2 separate regions of the Homo sapiens genome follow, and region 2 is linked to region 1. Evidence: chromatin loops called from intact Hi-C (ENCODE). Cell type or tissue: GM12878. All regions are shown on one strand. Links, peaks and the distances in the headings refer to the core of each region. The heading gives the core; the rest is flanking DNA. Region 1 overlaps ATXN1 (ataxin 1). Region 2 overlaps ATXN1 (ataxin 1).

What was found. A loop is a pair of places that touch in the nucleus more often than their neighbours do. Peaks named below come from ENCODE experiments on the same cell type or tissue, not always from the same donor. Only the 100,000 strongest peaks of a DNase experiment are listed, where the experiment ranks them.
Region 2: it touches region 1 in a loop (2.9-fold over the local background); 4 of 110 quality-filtered maps call a loop at or near these places.

What each region holds. Positions count from the first base shown.
Region 1 is chr6:16,587,156-16,599,673 of GRCh38, forward strand. The region is part of intron 3 of ATXN1 (ataxin 1); the gene reads right to left. Among named protein-coding and RNA genes, the nearest start is that of ATXN1-AS1, 170 kb to the right of the region's middle. In GM12878, for the core only: no CTCF peak of the experiment used is centred there; a DNase peak (open chromatin) is centred at 4,826; H3K4me3 peaks cover 657 bases; H3K27ac peaks cover 1,819 bases.
Region 2 is chr6:16,683,628-16,696,145 of GRCh38, forward strand. The region is part of intron 2 of ATXN1 (ataxin 1); the gene reads right to left. Among named protein-coding and RNA genes, the nearest start is that of ATXN1-AS1, 71 kb to the right of the region's middle. In GM12878, for the core only: no CTCF peak of the experiment used is centred there; a DNase peak (open chromatin) is centred at 7,102; H3K4me3 peaks cover 470 bases; H3K27ac peaks cover 1,328 bases.

The DNA of each region.
Region 1 (12,518 bases), core at 1,490-9,489:
TTCATATTTCAACTGAGTGTAAGTTGGTGGTTATTTTAGTAAATTAAAAATGCTAAGTAATCCCAAATCCAGATGCCAAAACACTAAGCAGAAACCTAAAATCCACGTCCTGCCTAAGCGGCTAAATTTCATTAGAAACAAGTCAGATGATAACATCAAAAGGCATATATGAATTCCAAAGTAAAGATATGAAAATGAAGAGAGGAATTTCGATATCTAATACAGCCATGTCTTAAAAAATTCTTAAACATGTTTACCTGTTCACAAAGTCTACATACTAATACAGATCTTAGAATCACTGCAACACAAAATGGATATGAGCATATCAAGAAATCAACAAAATTATGTATGGGTCCCACAATAACTCTCCTTTTGTATATGTGTAGGCATTTATTTGCACTATTTTTGTTATGCCTCTGCCTTTGCATATGACACTCCCTTTGATTAACATGCTTTGCCTCTCCTTGCCATTTAGAAAATTCCTACTCATTTTTCAGCTGGACACAGTGGCTCATGCCTGTAAATCCAGCACTTTGGGGGGCCAAGGCGGGAGGATCACCTGAGGTCAGGAGTTCGAGACCAGCCTGGCCAACATGGTGAAACCCCATCTATACTAAAAAAAAAAACTAGCCAGGCATGGTGGTGGGCGCCTGTAATCCCAGTGACCCGGGAGGCTGAGGCAGGAGAATCGCTTGAACCTGGGAGGCAGAGGTTGCAGTAAGCTGAGATCGTGCCATTGCACTACAGCCTGGGCATCAACAGCGGAACTCTGTCTAAAAAAAAAAAAAAAGAAAATTCCTACTCATTTTTCAAGGCCAACCTTGAGCTTAAATAGCTTAAATTCCATTGTGATGTCATCCTCATCTATCCCCTAATGTTTTCTGGAAATCTAAGCAGAATAGATTCTGCCTCACCTACGTTTCCTAGCTCAGTGATGGCATCAACATCACTCTGACGTCTTCCTCTCCCAAATTATGCCCCATATTCAACCATGCAGCCATACTCCTCAACTCCCTCCGCTCCTCTCCGGCACCACCCTGGCTCATCTGGACTCTTTCCCTGGCCCCCTAACACGTCTCCCCGCGTCCACCCTGCCACCCTACTACCTTCCTTGGCTCCTGCCTAAGGCATTGCAGTGGCTTTCCATTTCTAAACATGGCCCCCAAAACCTGCATTCTCTTCCAACTTGCACTACAGCATGGCTGGCTTACTTTCAATTCCTTAAAAGGACCTTGCTTTCCCAGGCCTTAAAGCCTTTGCACATGACTTCCTCCTTGCTAAGACTTCTCCTCAAATCACCCACCCCTTCTATCAAATGACCTTGTATTCTTTTCTCCTTCAGCTCTCAGCTCAGTCCTCTTCTCAAGGGAGACTTCCTCAGCCAGGTCACCACCTCCTAGGACACACTTGTATAGAATGACCCTCCCTGGTTATAGTAGTCATTTTGTAACTTTTACATTTTTTGGTTGATTCATTGATTAATGCTTGTTTTCCCCCACGAATCAATAAACTCCAGAAAGGGAGAACTGTGTCCACTCTCACCCCTCCTTTCATCTTTGGGATTCAATGGAAAGCTTTGCACATTATGGGCACTCAATAAAATCTTCTGAGTGAATAAATGAGCCAAAGAAGGAGGGAAGGAGGAAGGGAGGGAGGAAGGTAGGAAGAAAGGAAGGTCATCCCTTAATCATACTGATTTAATTAGTGTTGATTGGATTCATCTGTAAATCGTTTTCCAGCACACAGAGTATGACATCTACATTCCTTTGGGTAACATGCAAGGCTCCTTGAGCTCTGACCCCAGCCAGCCGGGTCTCTCCTCCTGCTGCACTTGACCCTCAGCACCTCCAAGTCCCTCCCTGTAGCTCCCTGACCCCATCTTGTTTCCCTCATCTCCACACCCTTCTCTCTTCTGTTCCCCCCACACATCATCTTTTCAAACTCACTCAGTCTTCAAGTCTCAGGGCTGGGGACGCTTCTCTGTGAAAAACTCCCTGACACCTTCTGGGAAGTGGGGGCCCTTTTCTCTCATTTTTCTACAACCCCTGTACCTATCCCTATTAAAGCAATTATCATATTTTCCTGTACTTGTTCCTTAACCAAGTCCATCTCTCCCACCACAACCTAAGTCCCTTAAAGGCAAGAAAGAGGTATCCCCTCATCATAGTACCCCAGAGTTTCGTACAGCAGCGTGGCACATAAATTAACAACAACAAAAAAAAGAAATGTGTGTATATACACGCACACATATATATTATATAATCTACATTTATATATTATATATACATACTTATATATTATATATACATCACACACATACACACACGTTTCATACTGCAAAGTTCCAGAGCTGGGCATCTGAAATATACGATTAATAGAGAATGTTATTATTAAATGTGGTAAGGCATAATGATTACAAATTCATCTGTGAAACGGGCTAATAACACCTACCTCACAGGGTTGTTACGAGAGTTAACTAAGCTACATAAGTAAAATGTTTAGCACAGAGCTCAGTATACTGGAAGCACTCCATAAATATTAATTGTACAGCCATTATCACTATCAGTATTGTTAGGGCAACTAAGCTGAATTTACAACTTATGGGTAAAATGTAACAGTTTTATTTGCCAGTATCTTTCATATTAAAGCATTAATTAGCATTAGCATCTGTGTAAGAACATAAAATGCCTAGAAAGGAGCTCAGAAAATTAAGGATAAAGAAGAGTCTTATCCGTTGCAACTGAAGGACTAATGATTGTTTCGGTAATCTGTGATATATGTGTGAAGGAAGCAAAGCATCAACAACAAAGCATTTCTGTACAAAAATTATCTATGAAGTCTAAATGACAGAAACTACACATATCGCCATTCAAGTGCTGTAAACATTGAGCTGACGTAATTATAAATACTTACTGTAAGCTATTTCTTTTGCTAAAAAAAAAATTAGAGATGCATATTCATCCACTTCTGTTAATTACTGGACAGAGTAATGTGACTTCATAAATAAATACTAAGGATTTGACTAATGAATATGCCATAAAATGTCTGAATTAATAGCAAGCACATTTCATATGTGGTCTATTAGATGCTATTCTAATTTAGAATTGCAGAAATTTAATGAAATAGACTGCAAACAGGAAAATACAGGCAAGACTATTTTGCAATGCACTTTGGAAAAAAAATAAGAATGAATTGTTTACAAATGCTACCAGTACATAGTTGAACAGAATGAACTGGTAATAGTTATTTTACGAAGCAAACTCATAATTCTGCCCTATGTTGCTTTTCTCTTGCATATTGGCCAAATTTAAATAATGCATATTAGAGTTTTATATATTAAGTCCTACTGAAATATAAAGTACTATCATTATTGCATTTTGAGATTTCTATTCTCAATTCACATTTATCACTGATAAAAGATAAAACCCCAAAGCAAATCATTTTTCTGATTGAGGCTTTTCCTCAGAGATACTAGAGTTGTAGGGGAAGTATAAAAATACTAAATTCATAACATTCTTTTTTTTTTTTCTTTGAGACAAGTTCTCACTCTGTTTCCCAGGTTGGAGTGCAGTGGTGTGATGACAGCTCACTTCAGCCTCAACCTCTCGGGCTCAGGTGGTCCTCTCACCTCAGCCTCCTGGGTAGCTGGGACTACAGGCACACGCCACCATGCCTGGCTAATTTTTTAATTTTTTTTTTTTTTTGAAACATAGTTTCACTCCTGTTGCCCAGGCTGGAGTGCAATGGCGCAATCTCCACTCACCATAACCTCCGCCTTCCAGGTTCAAGCAATTATCCTGCCTCAGCCTCCTGAGTAGCTGGGATTACAGGCATGCACCACCACGTCCAGCTAATTTTGTATTTTTAGTAGAGATGGGGTTTCTCCATGTTGGCCAGGATGGTCTCGACCAGCATGTGGTCTCCCAAAGTGCTGTGATTACAGGCGTGAGCCACTGCGCCCAACTATTTTTTTAATTTTTTAGTAGAGACAGGGTCTTGCTATGTCGCCCAGGCTGGACTCAAACTACTGGTCTCCAGCAATCTTCCCACCTAGGCCTCCCAAAGAACTGGGACTACAGGTGTGAGCCACAGTGCCCAGCTGTAACCTATTCATTTACCATGAGACTATTAAACTCCTTTTAAATTGAATTATAATTCTATTCCATGGCCACAGCTATTGACCAGTTTACCCTAAGTATATGGTTCTTTGCAACATAATTAAAATGAGAAGGTAGAATAGACAAAACCAAAAAAGTCTTAATTTGATCATTTTTATTTAAATTTACTATTAATTTCATTACCATGATGCTTATGTTTGCGTCATAACATCTGATGGAATCTTAGTAATATAAGGCAAAATTCTTTGTTCATTATGCTGGTCCTTCAATCAGGGATGTCCTCATTCATTCAAGCATTGCTCTTCCTTTAAGATTCAGCTCGATGTCACTTCCTTTGTGACATGCTCCCATACATATTGTATTTTCCCTGCCGTGTAATGATCTGTCTCCCTTTCTAGACTATGAGCTCCTTAGGGGCCCCAGCGAGGTCTCTGTATTTTTCATAACAAACTGCACAATTCTTTGCACAGAATATACTCTCAGTAAACACTGGTTTGATGTGTGGGTGAATACACACACTTTGATACTCTTATGACTATGGTGAAAAGGCCACTAATTGTGATTTCAACTTAAAGGTTAAAGCCAAAAAAAATCCATTTTTTAGTGAAATGAAACTCTTAGCGTTTTCACTTCCAGATGCATCAGCATTACATAAAAGATGTTGAAACTATTTTAAAAAATAGTCATGCTGCGCATTTTCCTGTCTGAGAATTAGACTGAAAATACCAAATTCCCCAGGGGCCCCTGGGTGTTCTAAAGACAAATGTTCAGTTAGCTATTGATTCCATGCACTCATTTAATGGAAATCCGGAGTAAGACTCAACCTCCCCACCACCAGCCTGTCACTCATTATTCTGCTCAGCTGTTTCAGAATAAGCGACGACTCCCGGGAGAGCTCTGCCCCCCTCCCAGTACTGGCCAGCACTTCAGTGATGATGAATCCGAGCAGCAGAGAATTTCAGTACTCAAAGCAGCAGAACATCAGTCCCAACTTACATTTTCCACTTCCATTGTCATTCTTATTCCTATATGGGCTTATTTCTCACATATCCACCTTTGATTTTTCAAGATCGAACCTTTGAAAAGGTGAGGGCCTGGCTGCCTAACATATTACATCATCACGCATATGCCGGACTCCTGCCTCACTCAGAAGACCACGTGTTGCTCAGAAAAGAAAGGTGGGCACCAAAAGAACAGGTTTCTCATAATATCCTACCCAGGCCCACAGTTAGACGTATTAGTCACTGTTGGGACAATGAATATGGGTTTTCCAAGAGGTGATCAAGCCTTTACTTGATGGATTTTCTTTTCTCCACGCCCCAAGATTTTCTAGGCTTTTGGTAGGAAGCACTATACAGAAAGCACCCACGTCTCCTAGCTGATTCTGTGTCTGGAGTTGGTTCCTTCTGGTGGGTTCGTGGTCTCGCTGACTTCAAGAATGGAGCCGCTAACCTTTGCGGTGACTGTTACAGCTCTTAAAGATGGCACAGACCCAAAAGACTGAACAGCAGCAAGATTTATCATAAAGAGTGAAAGAACAAAGCTTCCACAGCTGGAAAAGAATCTGAGCAGGTTGCACTGGTGGCTGGTGCGGGTGGGGGTGGGGGGTTGGGGGGGGCAGCTTTTATTCCATTATTTTTCCCGTCCATGTCCTGTTTCTGTCCTATCAGAACGCCCTTTTCTCAATCCTCCCCATGATTGGTTACTTTTAGAACCCTGCTGATTGGTCCATTTTACAAAGTACTGATTGGTGCATTTTACAAATCTCTTGCTAGCTACAGAGCACTGACTGGTGCATTTTTACAGAGCACTGATTGGTGCATTTTACAAACCTCTTGCTAGCTACAGAGCACTGACTGCTGCATTTTATAATACCCTTGGAAGACAGAAAAGTTCTCCAAGTCCCCACTCGACCCAGGAAGTCCAGCTGGCTTCACCTCTCAATTCCACTCAGTAGTTACTGTCAGCCTCCCCCTAAAACCTCCACCACTCAAGGAGCGACACTGTCAGAAGCAGACCTTCTAATTACTCCTGTGTGATCTCAAGCCCCCTCCCTGGGGACTATGGAAAGAGAATGTTAGGAAATAGAGATGGAAAAAACAAGCCATAATTCTGACATGCTATCACTTTAAAAATATTTCTATCATGCAATGTTTGTAACCCACAAAAGAATGCACTAACATGTACGTAACCTGTGAAGCATAAGAATAAAATGAACAGGCATACACCGACCACCCTATTTGAGAACTAGACATTTAGGGGTATTTTGATCCATCTACCTATTTGCTATTTCCCTAAGCCATCCTCCTGCCTTCTCTCCAGGGGTAACCACTATCTTAAATTTTCTATCTATCACTCTCTAAAATACATAGTTTAATTGTGCTTGATTTTAAACTTTATAATACTATCATACTGTATATAGTCTTTTGTGACTAGTTTTTTTCACACAATATTGTTTCTAAGATTTAGCCATGTTGTTACAGGTAGCTACTATAGTTCCTTCATATTCACTGCTGTATAATATTCCATTCTGTGAAGCAAAAAATTATATATATGTATGTATGTACGTGTATATGTGTGTGTGCATATATATATATATATATATATAAAGGTTCTCAATAGACTAATATATATATATATTAGTCTGGAGAGATAGAAGCTAATACATATATTAGTCCAATTATTATACATATTAGTCTAATTATTATATATTAGACTAATATATGTCTATAGAGATAGAAGCTAATATACATATTAGTCAAATTATACATATTAGTTCAATTATTATATATTAGACTAATATATATTAGTCTACAGGGATAGAAGCTAATATATATTAGTCTAATTAATATATATATTAGTCTAATTGTCATATATTAGACTAATATATATATATATGTCTGTTGACGACCTTTAAAATTTTTTCAGCTTCGTTTTTTTTTCTATTAGAAACAATGCTGTGTCCATTAGGAACAATACCCATCAGCATAAGTTTCCCTGGGTTATTGCCTAGGAATGGGTCTATGAATATTCACTGTTAAACAATAGTGCCAAATTGCTTTCCCAAATGACTATATCAACCTACACTCCCACCAGCAGTGCACCCCACCATTTTTTAAAACTGATAAATCATTTCAGAATCAAGAAAGAGATCTATTTGTGCTGAAGTTGGTGTTACAGGCTCAAATTCCTTTTTTTCCTTTTTTTTTTTTTATTTATTTATTTTTTGAGACGGAGTCTCATTCTGTCGCCAGGCTGGAGTGCAGTGGCACGATCTCGGCTCACTACAGCCTCCACCTCCTGGGTTCAAGTGATTCTCCTGCCTCAGCCTCCCGAGTATCTGGGACTACAGGTGCGCACCACCACCCCCACCTAATTTTTGTATTTTTAGAAGAGACGAGGTTTCACTATGTTGGCCAGGACGGTCTGGATCTCTTGACCTCGTGATCCGCCTGCCTCGGCCTCCCAAAGTGCTGGGATTACAGGCGTGAGCCACCGTGCCCAGCCTACAGGCTCAAATTCTAAATATCCATAAAGAAATAAGCATCCTGTCCCTGTCTCTCACATTGGTGAGTTTATACTTTGTTCAGCACTAAGCATAACAAACGAGAGTTACTTCGTAAGATGACGGTTACTTTACCACCTTCAAACATGGCATTAACTAATGACTTAGATTGGACTGAGGGTTAATAATTTGAAGACTCCCCATGACCTTCTTTCCTAGTCATTCAATTCTTAAGCAAGGTGGATACCAAAAGTGTCCAAAAATGCCCTAGCGTACATGAAGTGCCAGGGGCCAAAACCACCCACTTAGAACAGGAAATCATGTACAAATATAAGTACCTCAAGCTTGTGAAATTGAGAGACTTCTTTATTTCCTTCACTATTAGAAGCAGAGGAAGAGAGGGCTGATTAGATGGGGGGAAGGCTTAGCTTTTATTTTAAAATAGCAAAATCGAAAAACTTTGTAATTAGATTTTGCCAGACTTAGGCTTAAAGGAAAATGATTCTTTCCTCTCCAAAAGAATAAGGTCAGAGCCTAAGACTCCCAAACCTTTGGTCCTGGCTCAAAGGGTGAGCTACGAATCGGCCCGTTCTTCATCATCCTCCTACATATACCTATAGATCTGTCTGGGCATGAGTACAGAATTGGCAAATACAGGGTATGAGAAGAGACAACGATAAAACGGACAGAATGTGGTACTGTTCAAATGTTAAGAAGTGTCAGGAAAGCACCACAGCTGACGCTGAAGTTAATCTGGAGGGGAACTAATTTACCTTCTTTAACACAAGTGGAGATGAGGGCAACAGTCTGTGAAACACAGTCAGTGTGTTCTTTCTCCATTATGGTCTCTTTCTTACTGGTTAACTACAAAAAGCAAGGAAATGGCTGAAAGGCAGGCAGTGAGGGGAGAGGGAGGAATGAGAGACTTTCACCTGTACGAAGGATGTCTCTGGAAAACGGAATGTTGACAGAGAGTAAACAAGCAACATATGCTATTAATGCCTGTTAAGTCACCTTTTTGAGATTTTTTGGTGACTATCAGTGAAGTCTTATGCCTCTTATTAAATTCTCACACTGTTTTAATTAAGTAGGGCCTTATTTTAATCACAGTGGTGGTGCCTTCTCGTTTTAAGCTAGTGAGCTGGAACCCAGCCAGGCAGTGTTAAACAGGAGCGAGAGACTTTCCTTCTTCGTCAAGGAAGCTTTTGCAGCCCCGTTATTTTGTTTTTTTATTTTTCAGAGACTGAATCTAGCTCTGTCACCCAGGCTGTGCAATGGCACGATCATAGCTCACTGCAGCCTCTAACTCCTGGGCTCAAGCAATCCTCCTGCCTCAGCCTCCAGAGGAGCTGGGACTACAGATGCACGCCTCCATGCTTGGCTAATTTTTACTTATTTTTTGTAAAGACGAGGTCTCTATCTTGCCAAAGCTGATCTTGAACTCCTGGCCTCAAGCAATCCTCTCATCTTGGCCTCCCAAAGTGCTGGATAACAGGTGTGGCCACCGTGCCCAGCCTCAGACCTCCTTTTCTCCCCTATCCAAAGCCTGGTAAACAAAGTGAGCTGATTTGCATATCTAAAATCGGGTGCTGGATGCCTGCAAATATGATAGGGAAATATGTATTTGGAACCTCAGGTGAAACCCCAGCAAAAACATTAAAATCATCACATTTGAAGGAGCCCTTTGTAATGCTGATATGTAAAGATCCCATTAAAACACAGCCATTCTCCACAACTACAAAAATCTTTGATTTAAAAATGACTTTGGATTCCTATGTCACGTTAAAAGTGTGTTGGGCATTTTATCCAGTGACTTAGATTATCCTTTCAGGAGAAATACTGTACTTCATTGTAAGTCCTTAATGAGGGACCAATTAGTCCTTCCCCTCCACTTCAAATTCCTCTGGGAAATGAGGTCAGAATCCACTTCCCACCCAAAGCACCTCATGGAGGCTGCATCAAATACTACAGCAGCATTTGTCAAAGGGGAGCCCTTTCCAAAGGCAAGATGGGTAGAAGGAGAAATCTTCATCAAGGGCTATGCCTTCCACCGACAGGCACAGAGCACAAAGAAGCTCAGCATTTACTATAAGATCTTGCACAGGAGCTGTTCAAACAAGCTGAAGCACACACCCACGAATTTCATCTCAGCGACTCTCTCTTTTACCTGCTGCCACAGGGACAGCCTTCCTGCTCCCTGATTGGGTGTCTCGCTGGCTGTGCACTCACCTGCAGGGCGCAGGGTGTCCCACCTGCATCCCCCTCCTGCTCCATCTGCATCATGCACTCAGAGGGGAGTGCCACTGCTCTGGGTCACCAGCCTGCTCTGGCTCTGCCGCAGCCTCCCAGGGGATTGAGCTCCTACTCCTTCCACTAGAAGCATGGTGAGCAAATTAGAGGTTATAAACACCTCCGGTGGAAGGAGGAGAATTCCTTTGGGCTTTGTAAGGGAACCTCGTCAGCCGCAAGAATCTCCGGGGTATAAGACATAGGTACATGCTCACCCTTGCCCCTTGGCCCTGTTGGGCATATGTGGACCACACCTTTTTCTGCCCACAATTATGGCAGAAATGCCCATCCAGGAAAATGCTGCTTCACATGTTCGAAGAATGCCTCACATGGTTGAGAATACTGCTGGTCCTCAACAAGCAGCATAAATCTATTTTTTTTTTTTTTTTGAGACAGAGTCTTGCTCTGTCACCCAGGCTGGAGTGCAGTGGCGCAATCTTGGCTCACTGCAGCCTCTACCTCTCAGATTCTAGCGATTCTCCTGCCTCTGCCTCCCCAGTAGCTGGGCTTCCAGGCACATGCCACCACACTTGGCTATTTTTTTGTATTTTCAGTCGAGACGGGGTTTCACCATGTTGGTTAGGCTGATCTCAAACTCCCGACCTCAGGTGATCCACCCGCCTCGGCCTCCCAAGGTGCTGGGATTTGCAGGCGTGAGCCACCATGCCTGGCCTAAAACTATTCTTGATGTAAGGAGAAACATATTCCTAAATGCTAAAGGCAGTGCTGCCAAATCCATGGCTCCCAGCATAGGCTAAAGTTTTATTAGGAGACCAGGAGTGCACACATCTCTGGCCAGGGACAGCAAAGAAAGGCAGCTGAGTCCTACAACACTGCTGGAAGGAGAAGCCAACAGTCTAGGATTTAAAAAAAAAAAGAAGCTGAGTCTGCCATTAAGAATGAAGTAAATTGCTAACACAGATTTTTAATGTTCTTACACACACACAAAATGATAAACTGGTGAGGTGATGAATATATTAACTAGCTTGATTGAATCTTGTTATAATGTATGCATTATAAAAACATCACACTGTACCCCATAAATATACATAATTATTGCCTATAAATATAAAAAGTTAAAACAAAAAATTAAAGAAATAAATGGTGAAGACATTTTTTAAAAAATGAATGATGCTTTCATGCATGCTACATAGCTTGTCACAACCTGCCGGAACGGGTTGCCAATGTGACATGCTTTTAAGATCACAGCCCTCCAGCAACACATTGATACCTGAAACTCCATAATTAAGAGTTATTTCCTTTTGTTTAAAGATGTTTTCTCTTTTGAAATTTCAGTATAATATGCTACTTTGGAAGTGGTATATCCAGATCTCCAAAATATATGCATATGCATATTTTAAAATCAAAGCCGAGTATTGATCCTAACTTTACCACTTTCCAGCTCTGTCACTTTGAGGAAATTATTTACTGGCTTGACCCTCAAGTTCATCCGCTGTAAAAGGAGTCACTAACGCTTGTCTCAGAAGGTTGTTACGTATATAAAACTACGCGGCCCAGACCACACCCACAGCAGCCACTCGGACACTGGTTTTCCCCTCTCTTTCTACACAGCAGGTCATAAGAAGTAAGGACAACTCAAGGATGCTGGCTTCCTGGTGTGGAATGATAAGGCGGCCAGCAAGCTGGAGTGGGGGTGGCAGGAGAAAAGGACACCTGGGCCCCATGACAGAACCTGTTTCACAAATGTGGTGAGGGGAGCTCTGCTCCAGTGCACAAAAAGGCTGCAGGCTGACACCATTTTGCAGTGTTCACTGGCAAGGCTGCTGACATAGAAACTGGCCTCCGTCAAAAAGTCACACCTCTCCTTTTCCTGGCTTGGTGTCCAGCTGAAAAGAGGAGGGGTTCATGTGCATCTGGACAGCTTTACCCCAAGGGCACCTGCAAGGTAGTAGGAGCAGATGAGGCTATGGCCAGATGACAGGGGGACATGCCAGCAGAAGGAACTAATGCAGCTTCCAACTTGCTGGTGCCCAGCCAGACCCCACTGATTTGGAGACTTTCCTGCCAACTTGCCAAAAACTGATCTGACACCCAATGGTGTCACCAAAGATGTTTTCTTTTCCTATGCATCAGTACCTCCACACCCAGGGATCAGTCTTCCTTCACCTCACTCTAAAGGGCCAGCCATCATTGCCTTCCAAGGTATGAACCAAGAAATGTCACCACTCACTCAGGTGAACAGGCCACAGAGGACTAAAAGTGCTGGCCCTATAGCAGCCTCATGCAAAAACAGATTTGTGCACTGAGAAGACTTTTGAAATTTGAAAGGCCGCTACTAAGAAGATAAACCCTCCAAAGATTTCCTTCTATCATTGTTATTCATTAAAAAAAAAACAAGCTTAGGCCGGGCATGGTGGCTCACACCTGTAATCCCAGCATTTTGGGAGGCTGAGGCGAGCGGATCATGAGGTCAGAAGATCGAAACCATCCTGGCCAACATGCTGAAACCTTGTCTCTACTAAAAATACAAAAATTAGCTGGGTATGGTGGCACGTGCCTGTAATCCCAGCTACTCAGGAGGGTGAGACAGGAGAACAGCTTGAACCAGGGAGTCAGAGGTTGCAGTGAGCAGAGATCGCGCCACT
Region 2 (12,518 bases), core at 3,017-11,016, 98 kb after region 1:
CAGGCTTAGGACAAGCAAACCTTTCATATGAGTCCTTAAAAACAGACAGTGCTCTGTTTGTAACTTTGAACTCCATTCTAGTACAAACATGCTTGGCAACTAGTGCCGGAGGGTTAACCAGAGAGTTTTCTTCCTGGCAAATTGCTCTGCCGCCACCATGGGTATTAACACTCCAGGATCCCTGCAACTTTCCCTTCTTCCTCTATTCCTCATCCCCTGCCCTGAGATATTATCTGTGCCCAAGCTGCAGGGGTTGAGGTCACACATCTGGTGCCAAGGAGCTGTCAGTGCCTCCAGCAGTGGCACAGTTCATGGTTCACGGTTCTTCTCCTGGCCCCTCCCTTGGTCTGGCATGCTGACAGAAAATTGTTCTTTTTTTCATCATTTGTCTGTGACTCAGAGGCAGACCATGGGGCCAACAAATCCAGCCCATGATCACGCTTGAAGGCACAGGGATATCTAGAAGTCATCCCCCAAACTTCAGGGACTATTGTCAAACCTTCTTGGGATACAGACATATTTCTCAGATCTCCTTTGGAAAGATCTTAGACTTGCTTGACAGGGGTCCTTGGAGATGATCAAATCCATAACCCTCCTCTCATTTTAAAGTTTTCTTTATTGGATTCTTTATGGGAGACCAAGTTCCTTATTGGATTGCTTCCTGTGGACCAAGGATGATGTTTTCTAGGGACTTATTGAAACTTGAGAGTCGGAAGTGGTCTGAAGGATTGTTTGATTTAGTGGTCCTGTGAACTGACATTGCCTAATAGCTGTTGTAACATAAAGATTCTCAGGTCTCAGCCCCACCCCTTACCCAAACCCTTGGCTAATTCCACAGAGGCCTGTCTCACTCTGTCGCCCAGGCTGGAGTGCAGTGGCTCTCCAGGGTTTTCTGAAGCCACATTTGAAAACCACTTATATAACCCAACTTCCTCATTTTCCTAAGGCTCAGAGAACTTCGGTTATTTGCCAAAGGCCGCACAACAGTTAATGACAGGCCTAAGACTTCCACCCAGTTCCCAGCGTGCTCAACCAGTGATGGTCTTTGCATTTACTTTCTGAGCATTTAGCGTTCAGTAAAACCTCAATCATTTACTCTCTGCTAATAGAGATAATGTATTCTTAATGAATATATAATTCAATTTCCTTGAATGTATTATATAACCTATAAAATTTTAGGATCTTATTAGCAAGTTAAATGTCTCCTTTCTTAAATTAGGGCTGGTTTTTTTTTTTTGAAGAATTAAGGATTCTTCATTAATTCGCCTTCATGTTCTAAGAGTGATAAGAGACTTCACGGGAAACAAATCAGAAGCACAAGTGAGTGAAATTTTCTTTAGGACAACGAAAGAAATGGTCAATGAACTAACATATTTGTTAACTTCTACAGACAACACACACACACACACATACGTACATGCACACACACATACACACACACCCTCCCACTTCTGGCTCCAGAAATTACTTGTTACTTACTATGTGGGAAGGAATTCAAATGCTTTCACTGTTATGTCAGGTCAATCTGTTAAGTGTATTGTAAATTTTTGCCACATCAGTATCCCACTTTGATCACTAATGCCATTTGTATATTAGCTTGTAATACACACTGATCATAAAGCAATAAAACTGCATTTTGCTAAACTTTAAAAATGAAGGCTTTTGCCCAATGACACTGACATCCTCACGCCACCACCTCCCCGCCCCCATTATTCAGAATAAGTGGAGTGTGGAGCATTGGGTTTTCCCTTTCTGGGGAGGAACAAATGAATGAGTAACTAGTGAGGGCATCTTAGGGAGTTCCCCCGCCCACAGACTATGAGGCATCTTGATTTGAAAGGAATACACAATATTGCTGCTGCACCCACACCACACGCACACAAAAACACTTTTAAAGTTGACTTCTTACATAAAAGCCAGCAGTACTCCCTGCTAGAATCTGAAGAAAAGAATATTATTATTACTATTATTATTTTACTGGCAAGGCCTTTCAGGGGGTTATGCTTCATTCAATTGAGCCTAATTGATAAAGCTAACACATGTTTACAGGTAATAAAAATGAAGTACTATCTACATGGAAACAAATCAGGGAGCAGAGGAACCAGTCATTATTCATTCTTTAAACTGTAAAAACTAAAATGTTCTCTAAGCATTATCAAGTCCTAAACAAAAATATAATTTCACAAAGCAAAGACATTCATTTTATCGTTCAATAAATTATTTTAAGAGCAGAAAGCACTGACTTTAGCTTTACTGGTATATTTATTTGTTATCTCTGTTCTTAAAAATGGAATATTTCCAGGGACAAAAAGTATAAGTAATACGTGATTAATATGGTTTCATATATTTTAAAAATATCTGACATTTAAAACAATATCTTAATACCGAATATTCTTAATGAAAAGTTCTGTTTTTTTTGAAAAGTCCTCCATACATACATGTCAATTCACAAAAATGCAAATTCTAAAAATTACTCAAAATGCATTGTCTTTTCGCTTCCTGATACTATATTTTGCAGTGCATGGTGGCAAAGGCAATAAGGTTTTTGGTAATACCTTGTTACACAGATTATTTATAGTCATCCCAAAACATACATAACACAGAGTCTTAAATTTTAAAACCATATCAGATACTAAAATATACAACTTATCCTTCCAGGTCTTTCCTAAAAGGTATACATACACTTCCGAAGTAGTATAAAAAAAAGAGGTCATTTCAAATCTGATAACGCACTGTGAATTAGTGAATTATCTTAACAACACTGTCCTAATTAAGACCAATAAGAAAGCCATCCATCCAATATTCCACGAGACAGCCAGGCTTCCCGTTGTGTAATTATTCACCTCATAGTGGTCCACCTTGAAGGCATGCAACACATTATGCCGAAAAGAGATATTTATATAGAAGGGAATTACTTAGGACATGCGGATGTCCCTAAAATAAAGATTCTTGACCACTCGAGCTACTCAGTATTTCTCTCTAGGCTAGAAACAGAAAAGATTAAATAACATATTCATATGGGAAGTCAATTTTTCCATCAATGAAAAGCAAGAAACCGTAAGAGCATTTCAAGGCAAGATCTTTTAAAGTCCTACAAATATTTAAGTATAACCTCTCTACACTTTTTAAAAATACAGTTTATTTAAAGATATAAGGAAAGTCCATCAAATAAACAAGAAATATTTACTGAGAACCTCCTTTGTGGCCAGGATTATGTTTCTATCTAAGTCCCATGAACTTGGAGCATATTTACAAAATTATTTAACTTTATAAAGTATTTCAATGAATAATGCAGTCTTCCAAAATGTGCATGGGGCTGTAATTCCATCTAGTGTTTACAATGACACTATAAGCCTTGGATGGAATTACAATCTTAATGGGAACAATCAGAGTGCACTACTCCATATGCTCAGAGAATTCAGGATGAACTCAACTTCTAAAATAAAAAGCACCAAGCCATTGGCATGTAATTACAACCAGGAGGCCAAGCTGTCTGCTTGCTAGTATATGAGAAATGCTCAATTGAAAGTACCATCTCACCTTATTGTAGCAAAACCTATTTAATGTATCTGAAAAACCTCTTCCTCTCCAAAATTAAACTTTCGACTTTCGTGATGAGAAAATTTCCACAAGGGTCTACCACATAGAGGTGATATATATCGGGTGATGACAAGATTGTCTGGATGCTACCAATAAAATCTAAGAATCTTCTAATACCACCTACATGCACCTAAACTTAAACTCTGAAAAGTACAATGTATTAAGAAACAGGAAAAAAAATCATGCTCAAGAGCCCTTTGAAATTACTGGCATTTCTTCTAATTTTTGGGGGCTAGTCTGACATTTATTAGCATAAACAAAGCAAAGTGCCTTGTGTCCGCAAGAGGGAAAAAAAAAAACTTTAGAGAGATTAAACTCAGAGTTGTAGAAAAAGTTTAGAAACGGATTTAGAATTTCGCAGGAAAAAGAAAAGACAGTGACACTATGAATCAGCATTTTCGTATAAGCAGCCTGGAATCAAAGAAGAAATACACACACACACACACACACACACACACACACACACACGGAGGATACAGCACCGTGAAGAATGAAGACACAAATGCATACAAATTTAGTCTGTATATTTATATTTAGAATACAAATGGCTTCTACGGTCTTTTTGTGCCTTTATCATACCTAACTTTATCTGGTACTCATAGAGGTCACCAAAGCTGTATAAAATCATAGCAACCAGAAAACTAAAGGAAACAAACACCTCTGGCAGAAATCCTCACCAAACAAAGTATAAGGCATAAAGAAACTATACTTTCATTGGCCACTTTTAACATAGCCATGCTTCTACCTGTGAAGGTATGGGACAATTCCATGAAAACTGAGTTCACGGAGGGCCCTCCTGTGGGTTATGTATCCTGGGTTCCAGCATAACCCCTGGTTGAGAACTTACTATTAACATTAGCTCTTCAATTTATTTTCATGATCCAGGGACTTGTGTATATTGTATCACAGTGGTTACCTAAAATAAAAAGTAACCAGATAGGAGACAGTAAAACAATATTGATGAATTTCCATGAGAATGAGACATATCATTTAGGAGCTTTACTTAAAAACCTTCCTGCTAAACAAACAAAAAAGGACTAATGCGATATCTGTCTCTTGGGGTCTCCCATGCTTATGAATTGAGAAAACACACTTGATATAAGTAAATGAAGAAACAATAGTTGAAACAGCCCTGAAGTGACAGAAAAAATGGAAGTAGGGTTCTAAGCTCAACTCCAGAGGCAAGGTGGTACAGAATACCAGCTGGATGAACAGTTCAAAGCTTCCCTAGTTGAGGGTCTCTACCTCAATGACAGACAAAACTCCTAACTTTGGCTTTCTCCATAGAGCATCAACCAAATTCAGTAATGATGAAGTACCTGCTTAACACTATAGGTTGAATAACTTTTGACAAGCTGTAACATCCTGTTGGTGGAAAATAGCCAGCCTTGCTCAACATAATATTGCAAACCCAAAACAGGGTAATTGTGCAAAGAGAGAATTTTGTGTATGTCCCCTTTCCAGAAAATATTCTGGGTGACATCCAATCTGCTTTTACCCGGCTCACTTATTTACAATTGGGGCTGCCTAAAATGCAATGCCATTCTAAAACTACCAATAAACTATTTTGTGAAATCAAGTTTAGTAACTTGAGATTCTCATTTATGATATCCCTGACAACCACCAAAACCTGATTAGACATCTCTCTCCTTTGTCTAGGTGCTTTACTGAAAAAAAGCATGGAAATAGACTTGGAGATGCATGTGTGTGTATGTGTGTGTGTGGTGTGTATACATGTGTATTGCATGTGTATGTACATATATAGTATGAATATGTGCGCATATGTGTACGTGTATATGCAGATGTGTATATGTGTACTCTGTGTGTGTGTATGTGTGTGTGTGTCCATGTATTTAAACACACTGCTTTTCCTATATGCAGCAGGAATTTCCTATCTGGCATATGAAGACAATACATACTCTTTTGGATGGAGCTGGTGAGTCAGGCAGTGTTTTGGAACTGCAATACTTGAGTCTGCATGACTCATGAGGAAAGCAAGTCTGGGGTCTGGGACTGTTGTATCAAAATGGGAAGGAGTGGGAAAGAAGATGGCTTTTTATAATTTAAATTTTTATTTTTTATATTGTTGTAAGTTTTTACTTTTGAGACAGGGTATCACTCTCTTGCTCAGGCTAGAGCGCAGTGGCATGATCATAGCTCACTACAGCCACAAACTCCTGGGCCCATGGGATCCTCCCACCTCAGCTCCCGAGCAGCTGAGACTACAGGCAAGAGCCACCACACCCAGTCAATTTTTTCTTTTTTTTCCTTCCTTTTTTTTTCTTTTTTTTTTCTTTTTTTTTTTTTTGTAGAGATGGAGTCTCCCTATGTTGCCCAAGCTGCTGTCAAACTCCTGGGCTCAAGGGATCCTCCCACCTTGGCCTAGATTTGTATTTTTAATTGACAAATAATAATTGCATGTAGTTATGGGTTATAATGTGATGTTTTGATATAGCTACATATACTATAAAATGATTATATTAAGCTGATTAATATGTCCATCACCTCACATACTTATTTTTTATAATGAAGACATTTAAAAACGTATTCTTTTAGCAATCTTGACATTTATAATACCTTATTATGAGGGCTAAAAATGAATAATATTAATAATCCTGTACAATGGGTCTCAGAAACTTAGCCCTCTTGTCTAACTGAAACGTCTGTACCGTTTGATCAACCAAAGATGGCTTTTGTTGGCAATTCAATTTTTTTGACAAATTCCTCATTTTTGTCTTCATTTGGAGTTTTTATCCATTACAAGAGAGGAAGATGACACAAGCCAGAATAGAGGAAGATGAAACAAACCACTCAGGATTCTGAAGGGAACACTGGGTTGGGTTTTTTTTAATTTTAATTTTGATGTTTATTATTTGTCTTAGAGACGGGGTCTCACTATGTTGCCCAAGTTGGCCTTGAACTCCTCTGCTCAAGTGACCCTTTGGCTGGGACTGCATGAGCACACCACTGCATCAGGCTCATCCAGTTGAGGTTTTTTAAAATACTGTTTTTGCTCTGATTGGGTAGCCTCAAAGAGGAGGAAGAGAGTCATGATGAGCTTGATTCAGAATCTTCAGCTCTCCACTCTATCAGCAACCTGCCTTCCTTCAAGTCTACTTGGCCCAGTGCTGTTATTCCTCCTCCACTGGCAACTAGATGTGTGAGTGACATTGATTCCTATTACCAGAGGGATTAACTCCAAAGTTCTCTTGAAGGTTTTACAGTTCTTTTCCAGCAGTTCCTCATTCTTCAAAGGTAATTAACCTCTTGATGGGCTTACAGCAGAAGCAGTGTTAGAAGTCCCAACACATTGATGATATGTTATAAACCAGGGGAGAGGATAATTGGAAAATGTATTTCCAGCCTCATTGGAAAATATATTTCCATTTATTGAGAAAAAGTAACTCAAGTGTTTAGGAACATATGAATCACAGAATTGTAGATTGGCAGAGGCCTTAGAAAACCATGCTATTTCGACTTCTACTAATAATGAGAAAACGGAGGTGGAAAGAGGGAGAGTGACCTGCCGAGCCACAGTTACCCAACCAGCACCAATGTAGTCAGTGCTGCCTGGAGCGAGACCTGACCATACTGTGGGGCAGAATCTCCCCTCCAATCCCCTTCATAAAGCACGATGATGCTGTTCAAACACAACCTGTGCCTCCTGTCCTTAGAGCCCCAGATTTCATTTTAGGAGAGGATTACGAAATAATGACTAAGCTCTGAAAACTGAGAATGAGACAAAGGAAGAAAGGGAGATAAGAAGGAAGACAGTAAGAGAGTCAACAAGCAACTTATTGTAGTGTTTGCAATCACTACTTGTGCCTTTCATTACATTTAAATGCATGTCGAAATGACATGATGCAACCACCTTCATGCATTCTGCAGTGAAAAAGATGGTGCCAGGTTGGAATTTCATTGTAAGTGTCGCAGAAATATCCCTTTGGAATCAGGTCCCAAATCATTATTTGCTCCTTTTATCATTGTCATCATCGTGTATCATGGCAAAGCTCCCTGAGGGGAGGAGCTCTGTCTGTCTTGTTCACTATCATATTCCTTACACCTACGGCATCCATGGGACAAGCTAAGTAAAATTTACTGAAAGGCTGAATAAAAACTTCCACATGGAATGAAGAAGAAATATGCATAGTTTGAAAATGCATATGCAGTATTACAGTTTTCTGTAAAGGAAAATGAAAGAAGACCTGTTTAAAATTTAAAACCACATTAAAAGATTGAGAGTTTTTTGTATTTATAAAAAGCTGAGGTATGTTAAAAATGGAAAGCACCTATTAAGCTGTTACTGTCAGTTTCACCTGTTAAGTAGGTACTATTAGTTAAGCCAGCATAGTTCCTGAGTTGCAAAGCATATACAGGCTGAAGTACAATGTCAAGAAAACATGTTAAAGGGTGGTAAATAAATAGCCACTGAGAAGATACTCTGAACAGATAAATAAGAAAAAAGCAAATGTAGTTGAAATAAATGGAAGCTCTAGGCAGTGTGTGGACAGACAGAACAAAAGTGGTCACTGTTTATGCCTTGGCCTGAATGTCTGTGTGCCTCCAAAATTCACATGTCGAATCCTAACTCCCCACGTGATAGTATTAGGGAGTGGAGCCCTTGGGAGGTGCCCTCTTGAATGGAATTAGCACCTTTATCAAAGAACTCCCCCAGGAACTGCTTTGCCTCTTCCACCATGTGAGGATACACAGAGAAGGTGCCATCTGTGAGCCTTAGAACAAGCCTTAGAATAGGCCGGGTGTGGTGGCTCAAGCCTGTAATCCCAGCACTTTGGGAGGCCGAGGCGGGCAGATCACCTGACATCAGGAGTTCGAGACCAGCCTGGCCAATATGGTGAAACCTCATCTCTACTAAAAATACACCGGGCGTGGTGGCACGCACCTGTAGTCCCAGCTACTCAGGAGGCTGAGACAGTAGAATTGCTTGAACCTGGGAGGCGGAGGTTGCAGTGAGCCGAGATCATGCCACTGCACTCCAGCCTGGGCGACTGAGCGAGACTCTGCAAATATGTACTTTATATGATTAATCTATTTGTAACCATTGAAGTAAACATTTTTCTTTGTGCTTTTAAATTCAAACCTCTACCTTAGCAGCCATATCACAGTCACAAATTAACTATATGGCAAGTAATCTGTATGATTACTTTGGGTTCTCAGATGACTTGCTATGTATTTAATGAAGTAAAATTGTAAGTCAAGTCAGATATAGGTAGGTACAATAATATTAACAAATGTAATCAAAAGATTTGTCTATTTTAAAGACTCAAGAAAGACAATTATACCCAATTAACACACACATTCATATGAAGGGTACAAATACCTAATTTTTGGAAAACATTTCATATAATTTTGGCCATTGTAAATATATAAATAATAATAAGAAGAAGACCACTACCGCCACCACCAACAACAAAAACAATAGCAACCACTTTCTAAAACATGAAGGCTAAGGAATAAGCAGTGTGCTGGGCACTTTACCTGTATTCCATTGTGTTCTTACAGGTACATTCCATGTTCTATATTTTCACTTTAGAGATGTGGAAACTGAAGCTCAGGCTAAGTAATGGGCCCAAGATCTCAAATTGGCAGATCTGGGTTCAAAACCTTAGTCAGAACGAGCCCAGACCTCCCATACAGGCAGAGGTCTTTGCAGATGGGAAGATATGGATAGATAAGCTTTCTCCTCTACTTAAGCTCAGTGTATCTGTACACTGAGTAGCCATGTAGCATAATGGTGGAGTGCATGGGCTCTGGAGCCAAAGCTCTAAGTTCAGATTTCAGCTCCGCCACTCACTAGTGCATGCCCTAACTTCTCTGTGCCTCTCAGTGGCCTCAGCTCTGAAGATGAGAATCGTAATAGTACCAGAAGAACTGATATCTACCTACTAACAGGGCCACTGTGAGGATTAAATGAGTTACTACACATACAGCACAAAGAACATCAGAGATGTGAGCAAATGTTTAGTATCCTTTGAAATACTAAAAAGAGCACTGAATTTGAAGTCCAGTGGTCTCCGCCATTGATCTACTGTATGAGCTTAGGCAAGTCCCTCAAGCTTCCTGAGCTCCACTGTCCTCATCTGTAAAAATGGGATACCAGCGGCCTTGCTTCCTTTCCAGAACATCACAAGAAACAAGCAATGGAAGACAAGGTATGTGAAAGGGCTTTGGAAGCTAAAAAGTGCTATATATACCATGTACATGTGAATTATCGTCATCAACTTTCAGCCTCTCAAAGCCAAAGAGGTCAATCTCTATTCCATTCTCTCCTGCCTGAGAATTTAATACTAAGCATCAGTTCCAAAACCTGGACACTGAACTGCTAATCATAACAGAACACATGTCCAGTCACCCAGGACTTGATCAAACAGAACTCTATTAACTACCTCCTTCTGCACACCCACCGTGAGAACATAATTGATGCTCATCATGGCCCTAAAGCACTCCAAGACTCTGAAGTACCTTCAGGGAAAGATTAAATTATGTTCAGCCTAGTTTATTATGAAGTGTATTTAATTATACTCAAATTCTTTGAAAATTGGTGACCTAGGAAAAGCACAGAGAGTAAGTCACAGGCTCTCTGGTAACTGGAAGCCTCTCCTCACCAGTCCACCCCCAGTCACCCTTCACAGAGTTAATTGTAAAAAATACAGTCCACCCTAGGGTAGGAAAAACTGGGATTCCGACACACTAATTATAAAAGTCAAAAGAACTTGGCCTTGCCTAATCTTCAAGGATCACTAATGTGCAGAAATACAAAAGTCAAAACTTGAAACAATGAAAAATTTAATCTACCTAAGATGCCTACATGTTTCAAATAGACTTTTGTTCTTGCTAAGAATGAATTCAATTGTTTGAACAAAAAATAACACAAATATATCACTATCCGATTATCAGTACTCAAAAATATAAAAACAGAGGAGTAAGTTAGTATTATGCTCCTGAGAAGAGGAAATTAACATTTAGTTTACTGGGTAAGTTTTGTCACTTCTTTTTTTTTTTTCTTTTTTTTTTTTTTTTAAGAGACGGAGTCTCGCTCTGTCGCCAGGCTGGAGTGCAGTGGTGTGATCTTGGCTCACTGCAAGCTCCGCCGCCTCCTGGTTCTAGCAACTCTCCTGCCTCAGCCTCCCAAGTAGCTGGGATTACAGGTGTGTGCCACCACGCCCAGCTAATTTTTTGTATTTTAGTGGAGGTGGGGTTTCACCATGTTGCCCAGGCTCGTCACAATTGTCCCTTCTTTAAAAGAAATTATGTCTATGTTAATGAGGAACGTAACAAAATAATGAAAGGCTAAACCGTATTATGGTTGTAAAAGCACAGTTATTTACTTTGTTTAAATTATTTCAACACTGTAGATTATGTTATCTTTTCCGATTAGAAACTGGGAAACACACGTCAGCCTTAAGGACTACATTTCAGAGCTGAGAGAGAAACAAGTGGTCGTCTACAATAACCTTCTATCCAACTCACATCTCCTCTCTGGAGAATTCCTGATAAGAGGGTCCTACTACCTCTGTTTGAACATCTCCAGTGACAGAGGTTTCACTGCTAAATCAATCAGCTTGTTCCATTTTTAGACAGTCCTGATTGCCAGAATGTTCCTCCTCAAGTGGAGTCGAACTCTCCCTAGGGTTAACTTCCCTCCTGTTCTTAGTTCTTGGTTGCGTACTCTACCACCACTTCAGTAAGTGATTTCACTTCCTGTCAGGCCCTTTGCTAGCCTCACTCATTTTATCAGTTAGGTAATGACTGGCTTCTATTCACAATTGTCACTGTTATTCTGTGAACCACAGTGACCATTCTTCACAACCACCTACCACCCACTGAAGTGGTGGCTCTTGGGCACCATGGCTCTTGGGGACCATGGCTCTATGGAGACTATGATGGGCATGGTCCTAAGGCCATTATGGGATATTTTGGACTTTACTGGGGTCCTGCCATCACATACACTGTTTCTCTGAGAAACTTAGACTTACAATCTTTCTGAAAAGGATACATTATAAATTAGTATTTCTACTTTTGGGAAAAATCTGTTTCATGAGAAACAAGGCGTAATTTATCACTCTGTCTTTTAAGCAGTCTTATGAGCCAAGTCAGTGTTTTGATGCATGCATAAAAATTCCATAGCTCCTCCTCCTGCAGTAGAAGCAGAAGTAGCAGAGCTGGCAAACCTGTAGTATCCAGATGACTACCTCTGTTTCCTGGAATAACAGAAGCTGAAGATGAACAGGTCATCATCTCCCAGGTACCACCCAAGTACCCAAGCAAGCCCACCAGGTGTGTGGGACAATTCTAGAGCCCTGGGCCCAGCCTAGGACGGAGACAGCTTCTGAAGTTCTTAGTCTACATCTAACAGGCCTGTCTTTCCTCCTTGCTGTGGTTAACACTGAAGTTCTAGAAAATGTCCTATTAGTACCTTCATCTTGAGAGGTGAATGATTTAAGAAGAGAAGTGACTGTATTTATTTTTATTTTACCCAATGTCCATTTGGGCAGTTACTAAACTTAAAAATGCAGCCTGGGCAATGGAATGAGACCCTGTCTTTACAAAAAATAAATTAAAAACAAAAAATAAGTGTGGTCGCACAAGTCTGTAGTCCTAGCTACTCAGCAGGCTGAGGCGGGAGGATCACTGGAGCCCAGGAGTTCGACACTACAGTGAGCTATGATGGCACCACTACCCTCTGGCCTGGGCAACAGAGTGAGACTCTGTTTCTCTCTCTATATATACAAATAAATAAATGAATAAATAAATAAATAAAATGTAATATGATAACATATAAATATCACGTATACCGACAGTCCTTACTTTATATATTAATGTCTTATTTAACCCTGGACAGCTCTCCTGGGCTCTCTTAGCCTTCACCACTCAGAACATGGCTATGAATGCCTCAG